2 separate regions of the Homo sapiens genome follow, and region 1 is linked to region 2. The links are chromatin loops, found by intact Hi-C in ENCODE. Cell type or tissue: mammary epithelial cell. All regions are shown on one strand. Each heading gives the region's core, and the rest is flanking DNA. Links, peaks and the distances in the headings are about the cores only. Region 1 has its middle 18 kb from the start of NTRK3. Region 2 has its middle 530 kb from the start of LINC00052.

The links. Peaks named below come from ENCODE experiments on the same cell type or tissue, not always from the same donor. Only the 100,000 strongest peaks of a DNase experiment are listed, where the experiment ranks them.
Region 1: a loop joins it to region 2, with 5 times the contacts of the local background. A loop is called at or near these places in 3 of 110 quality-filtered maps.

What each region holds. Positions count from the first base shown.
Region 1 is chr15:88,273,188-88,276,091 of GRCh38, forward strand. No RefSeq gene overlaps it. Among named protein-coding and RNA genes, the nearest start is that of NTRK3, 18 kb to the left of the region's middle. RefSeq lists enhancers at 1,364-1,864, 1,865-2,365. In mammary epithelial cell, for the core only: a CTCF peak has its summit at 1,552 (motif pointing left); no DNase peak of the experiment used is centred there.
Region 2 is chr15:87,041,641-87,044,544 of GRCh38, forward strand. No RefSeq gene overlaps it. Among named protein-coding and RNA genes, the nearest start is that of LINC00052, 530 kb to the right of the region's middle. In mammary epithelial cell, for the core only: a CTCF peak has its summit at 1,183 (motif pointing right); no DNase peak of the experiment used is centred there.

The DNA.
Region 1 (2,904 bases), core at 101-2,600, 1.2 Mb after region 2:
GTTCATTGAATCCTTATAAAGTTCCCTAGAACTGAATGGAACCTTCCAAGAGTGGTTAACCAGAGCCGACTGCAGCTCAGACCCTTATTCTAAACACTCTTGCAACACTAATTTATTGTTGTGGCCCTCCCATTCCATGGCTAACTCGTATCATTAAGAAGCCCTAGAGTCTTCATAACTCTAAAGCCATGCCTCCTAAATCCAGTTGGCTTTTGGGGCAGAACTTTACTTTTATCCCTGTTACACGGTGCCTTGTTGACTCATCCCTCCATCCTTGTCTGTACAGATCTTTAGGGATCCTCAGAATTACCTAACCCTTCCCAATTCCATGTCAGCTGCACATCTGATTAGCCTGCTTATTCTCAATAAAACTGCACATTCTTTAGAGTTTGAGTCTTAGGCAGGGAAAAATAGTTTTAGAGGAACAAACGCCCCCCCCCACCCCCCGCCCCCGCCAACCAGGTTACTTCAATGCTTGTTCATTTCCCTGCCTAGATAACATCCCCTCTCTCTGCACACTGAGCCCAGCAGCCCAGGTCCTGCCCAACAGAGCTCCTTTTTTATTTTCTGACTGGTCAACCCCAAAAGTCCAACCATTTTCCCGAGCTCTGCATGCCTGGAAGCTAAGTCCAAAGTCCCTGAGCTCCAGTGTCCAGGCTATATGTCATTCCTCTTCTTTGTAGATATGGGAAGATTTCTTTGCAGACATGAGGAAGTTTCTTGACTTAGAAAGATGTACCTGGTCCACTGTGGGCATGCAGTGAATGTTCATCAAATGAAAGGAAAATAAGCACCTTCCATATATATGTGTGAAGTTCTGAATTCGGCATTGGCCTCAAGAAGGCTTCAATGTTCATCCTTTCCACTGGGCCATCCCTAAAATCCTTAAGCAGAGGGACTACCTCTGTACTTAAAGATCTCCAAACAGAAAGATAGCACATTCTCTTTACAGCCAGTAGAAACTATTGAGCTCATCTCTCCATTGACTCATTCACTTGCTAACTCATTTATTGAGCACATGCTATGCGCCAGGCCTTGAGTAGGCACTGGGGATACAGAAGTGATTATAAAATGACCTCCAGGAGCTGACAGTCTACTGAGGAAGGCAGCCATGGAAACAGTGCTTCTGTCACGTATAATGTGCCCCCAGTGTGGTGAAGCATTAATAAAACTTGTCATGAGCGCCCACAGGCAAGGGTCAACCCCTGCTTGGAAGAGATGATATTTGGGCAAAGGTGGAAACAAGTGCCTGTAATCCAGTTCCTCCAATCTCCTTGGGGAGGAAAAGGTAAGGTAGGTTCTCTTTTCAACCTGTTTCCAATTCCTAGTGGGGAACAAACCTATAAGGGCCACAAGCCTGAGTGAAGAGAAACTACTGAGTTCTCCCATCCCCTCCAGTGTCCTGAATCAGCGTGCAAGTCTGTGTTTCCTTACATCTCTCCCAAAAGAGCTGGGTGGCAAGCTGAGCCCTTTGCTGCAAGTGAGGGCTGCAGTTTGCACATCCAAGGCCCCAGATGGGCCTTGGCTGGCATCTAGCACCACCTACTGGCCACGGAAGGAAAAGCAAAGGTCCAGCTGCCACCTCTCCCCCAGGGCTCCTGCAGTCACGCCTTGCCTGGATGCTGCATCCCTTCACACCCTGATTATCACCCTGGAGCCCCATCTCGCCACCCAAGGGCAGAGGGCAAACTTCAAAGGTGACACAGACACTCTGAAGGAAACAAGAGGCCACAAAGCCAGCTGGAGCAGGCAGACACAGGGACAGAATCTGTGCCCTGGAGCCTGAGGGGCAGGCTGAGAGGGCGGAGCAGGATGGGGCCTGAGAAAGAGGTCAAAAAGGGACAGCAGCACAGTGAATGACAGTCAGAACCAAGCAGTGGAGACACGGAAGATGCTGGAGGGTTCTATGGAATCTTCCTGGAGAAGGACCTGAGGTCCCAGAAAGGAGTCACATTCCGGCCCCAGCAGGTCAGGTGCTGAGGCTGCCCTCATCCTAGACAATGTCACCCTTCTTGTACCCAGGTGCTTCCAGGCAGCTCCTCCCAGCCCTCTGACCTCCACGAGCGGCACTTGCCCAGGGCTGCTCCCAGCACTGCAGCTGGAGCCAGGACACACCCTTCTTGGTGCCCAGCTCAGCTCCAGCTCGTCTTAGTCGGGAGACAGCCATGAAGACTGGAAAGAGACAAAGGGAGAAGGAACAGAGGTGAGGGTTTCAGCATAAGCTGATATTACATGAATCACATATAGAGTTCCTGATGTAAGATTAAATTGCAATTAAGCATCCTTCAATTTTGAATCACTGGCTCAGGGATTTCTGCTTAAAAGATAGCTTCCTGGGCACTGGCAGAAGCTGACATCCCTGATAGTCCACGCTCCCTCCTTTTTCAGGGGCTACAAACAGGGGCCCATGGAGAAGCACATGGAGCTTCAGGTAAAATTTTGGGCTTTGGAATCAGACACACCAGCTGTTGACTTGGGCGAGTCACTTAACATCTCTGAGCCTTGCGCTCCTCTGAAAAATAAGGATGGCGAAACCACCTCATCGAACTGTTGTAAAGAGTAAGCACACAAACCACTTAGCCCAGTACCTGGAAGATAAGCTCAATAAATATTGGCTAGGAAAAAACAAAAACCAAGACCTTGACGGCTTCGTCGCTGAGCACGCTGCATCCCCTTGCTTGGAATAAATTCTAAGGCATGGCTCAGCAGCCTCCCCCAGCCAGCTCCCAGCCTCCGTGGGTGAGGGAGGAAAGGCGGGGGCAGGGGCCTGTTCTCACCCGGAGAAGATTGCTCTTGGGGTGGGTGATGACTGTGCACCCCACCCACTAGGGAAGGCGCTCAGTGAGTGAACGGAAAAAGCCAGCACCCCTCTCTGCAGCATTCATTATTCAGAACTTCCCACAG
Region 2 (2,904 bases), core at 166-2,665:
TGGTCTGTGGCCTGTTAGGAACTGGGCCACACAGCAGGAGGTGAGCAGAGGGCAAGCAAGCATTCCTGCTTGAGCTCTGCCTCCTGTCAAATCAGCCAGGGCATTGGATTCTCATAGGAGCACAAAGCCTATTGTGAACTGCACATGCGAGGGAACCAGGTTGCAAGCTCCTTATGAGAATCTAATGCCTAAGAATCTGAGGTGGAACAGTTTCACCACAAAACTATGTCCCACCACCACCCCATCCATGGAAAAATTGTCTTTCATGAAATCAGTCCCTGGTGCCAAAAAGGTTGGGGACCATGGACTTAGAAGACAGAAAACTTACCCCGGATTCCTCCTAAGCCGTGTCCCATCTGTGCAGGACCCCACTGAAAATCGGACTGTTCAACTCACCTGGCAGCCACTTCCAGAGCCCCTGGAACTCTGGCCCAAGGCTCTCTGACTGACACCTTCCCAGATCTTCTAGGCTTAGCAGCTGAAGACTGACACTGCCCGATTGCCTCGGAAGCCTGCAGGACCATCACAGATGCTCTGGGTAACTCTCACAGTGGAGGGTAAGTCTGTCCCTGTCTTAATCAATATGGAGGCTACCCACTCCACATTACCTTCTTTTCAAGGGCCTGTTTCCCTTGCCTCCATAACTGTTGTGGGTATTGACGGCCAGTTTTCTAAACCTCTTAAAACTCCCCACTCTGGTGCCAGCTTAGACAATACTCTTTTAAGCACTCGTTTTTAGTTATCCCCACCTGCCCAGTTCCCTTATTAGGCTGAGACACTTTAACTAAATTATCTGCTTCCCTGACTATTCCTGGGCTACAGCCACACCTCATTGCCACCTTTTCGCCCAGTTCAAAGCCTCTTTCACATCCTCCCCTTGTATCTCCCCACCTTAACCCACAAGTGTAGGACATCTCTACTCCCTCCTTAGCGATCAATCATGCACCCCTTACCATCCCATTAAAACCTAATCACCCTTACCTTGCTCAACACCAATATCCCATCCCACAGCACGCTTTAAAAGGATTAAAGTCTGTTATCACTCGCCTGCTACAGCATGGCCTTTTAAAGCCTATAAACTCCCCTTACAATTCCCCCATTTTACCTGTCCTAAAACCAGACAAGGCTTACGGCTTATTTCAGGATCTGCACCTTATCAACCAAATTGTTTTGCCTATCCACATGGTGGTGCCAAACCCATATACTCTCCTATCCTCAATACCTCCCTCCACAACCCATTATTCTGTTCTAGATCTCAAACATGCTTTCTTTACTACTCCTTTGCACCCTTCATCCCAGCCTCTCTTCACTTTCACTTGGACTGACCCTGACACCCATCGGGCTCAGCAAATTACCTGGGCTGTACTGCCACAAGGCTTCACGGACAGCCCCCATTAGTTCAGTCAAGCCCAAATTTCTTCCTCATCTGTTACCTATCTTGGCATAATTCTCATAAAAACACACGTGCTCTCCCTGCCTATCATGTCCAACTGATCTCTCAAACCCCAGCACCTTCTACAAAACAACAACTCCTTTGCTTCCTAAGCATGGTTGGATACTTTCGACTTTAGATACCTGGTTTTGCCATCCTAACAAAACCATTATATAAACTCACAAAAGGAGACCTAGCTGACCCCATAGATCCTAAATCCTTTCCCCACTCCTCTTTCTGTTCCTTGAAGACAGCTTTAGAGACTGCCCCCACCCTAGCTCTCCCTGACTCATCCCAACCCTTTTCATTACCCACAGCTGAAGTGCAGGGCTGTGCAGTCAGAATTCTTACACAAGAACCGGGACCATGCCCTGTAGCCTTTTTATCCAAACAATTTGACCTTACCGTTTTGCCTAGCCCTCAAGTTGGCATGTGGTGGCCACCACCACCCTGATACTTTTAGAGGCCCTTAAAATCACAAACTATGCTCAACTCACTCTCTACAGTTCTTATAACTTCCAAAATCTATTTTCTTCCTCACACCTGATGCATATACTTTCTGCTCCCTGGCTCCTTCAGCTGTACTCACTCTTTGTTGAATCTCCCACAGTTACCATTGTTCCTGGCCTGGACTTCAATCTGCCCTCCCACATTATTCCTGATACCACACCTGACCCCCATGACTGTATCTCTCTGATCCACCTGACATTCACCCCATTTCCCCATATTTCCTTCTTTCCTGTTCCTCACCCTGATCACACTTGGTTTATTGATGGCAGTTCCGCCCGGCCTAATTGCCACACACCAGCTAAGGCAGGCTATGCTATAGTACAAGCCACTAGCCTGCCTCTTAGAACCTCTCATTTCCTTTCCATCATGGAAATCTATCCTCAAGGAAATAACTTCTCAGTGTTCCATCTGCTATTCTACTACTTCTCAGGAATTATTCAGGACCCCTCCCTTCCCTACACATCAAGCTCGGCGATTTGCCCCCGCCCAAGACTGGCAAATTGGCTTTACTCAACTAAAATACCTCTTGGTCTGGGTAGACACTTTCACTGGATAGGTAGAGGCCTTTCCCACAGGGTCTAAGAAGGCCACCGCGGTCATTTCTTCCCTCTGTCAGACATAATTCCTCGGTTTGGCCTTCCCACCTCTATACAGTCCTAGAAGGACTTTATTAGTCAAAGCACCCAAGCAATTGCTCAGGCTCTTAGTATTCAGTGAACTAATGGTCTTTTAAAAACACACCTCACCAAGCTCAGCCACCAACATAAAAAGGACTGGACAATACTTCTACCACTTGTCCTTCTCAGAATTCGGGCCTGTCATCGGAATGCTACAAGGTACAGCCCATTTGAGCTCCTGTAATGGATGCTCCTTTTTATTAAGTCTCAGTCTCATTCCAGACACCAGATCAACTTGGACTGTGCCCCTGCCGCCCCCCCCCCAAAAAAAAAAAACAACTTGCC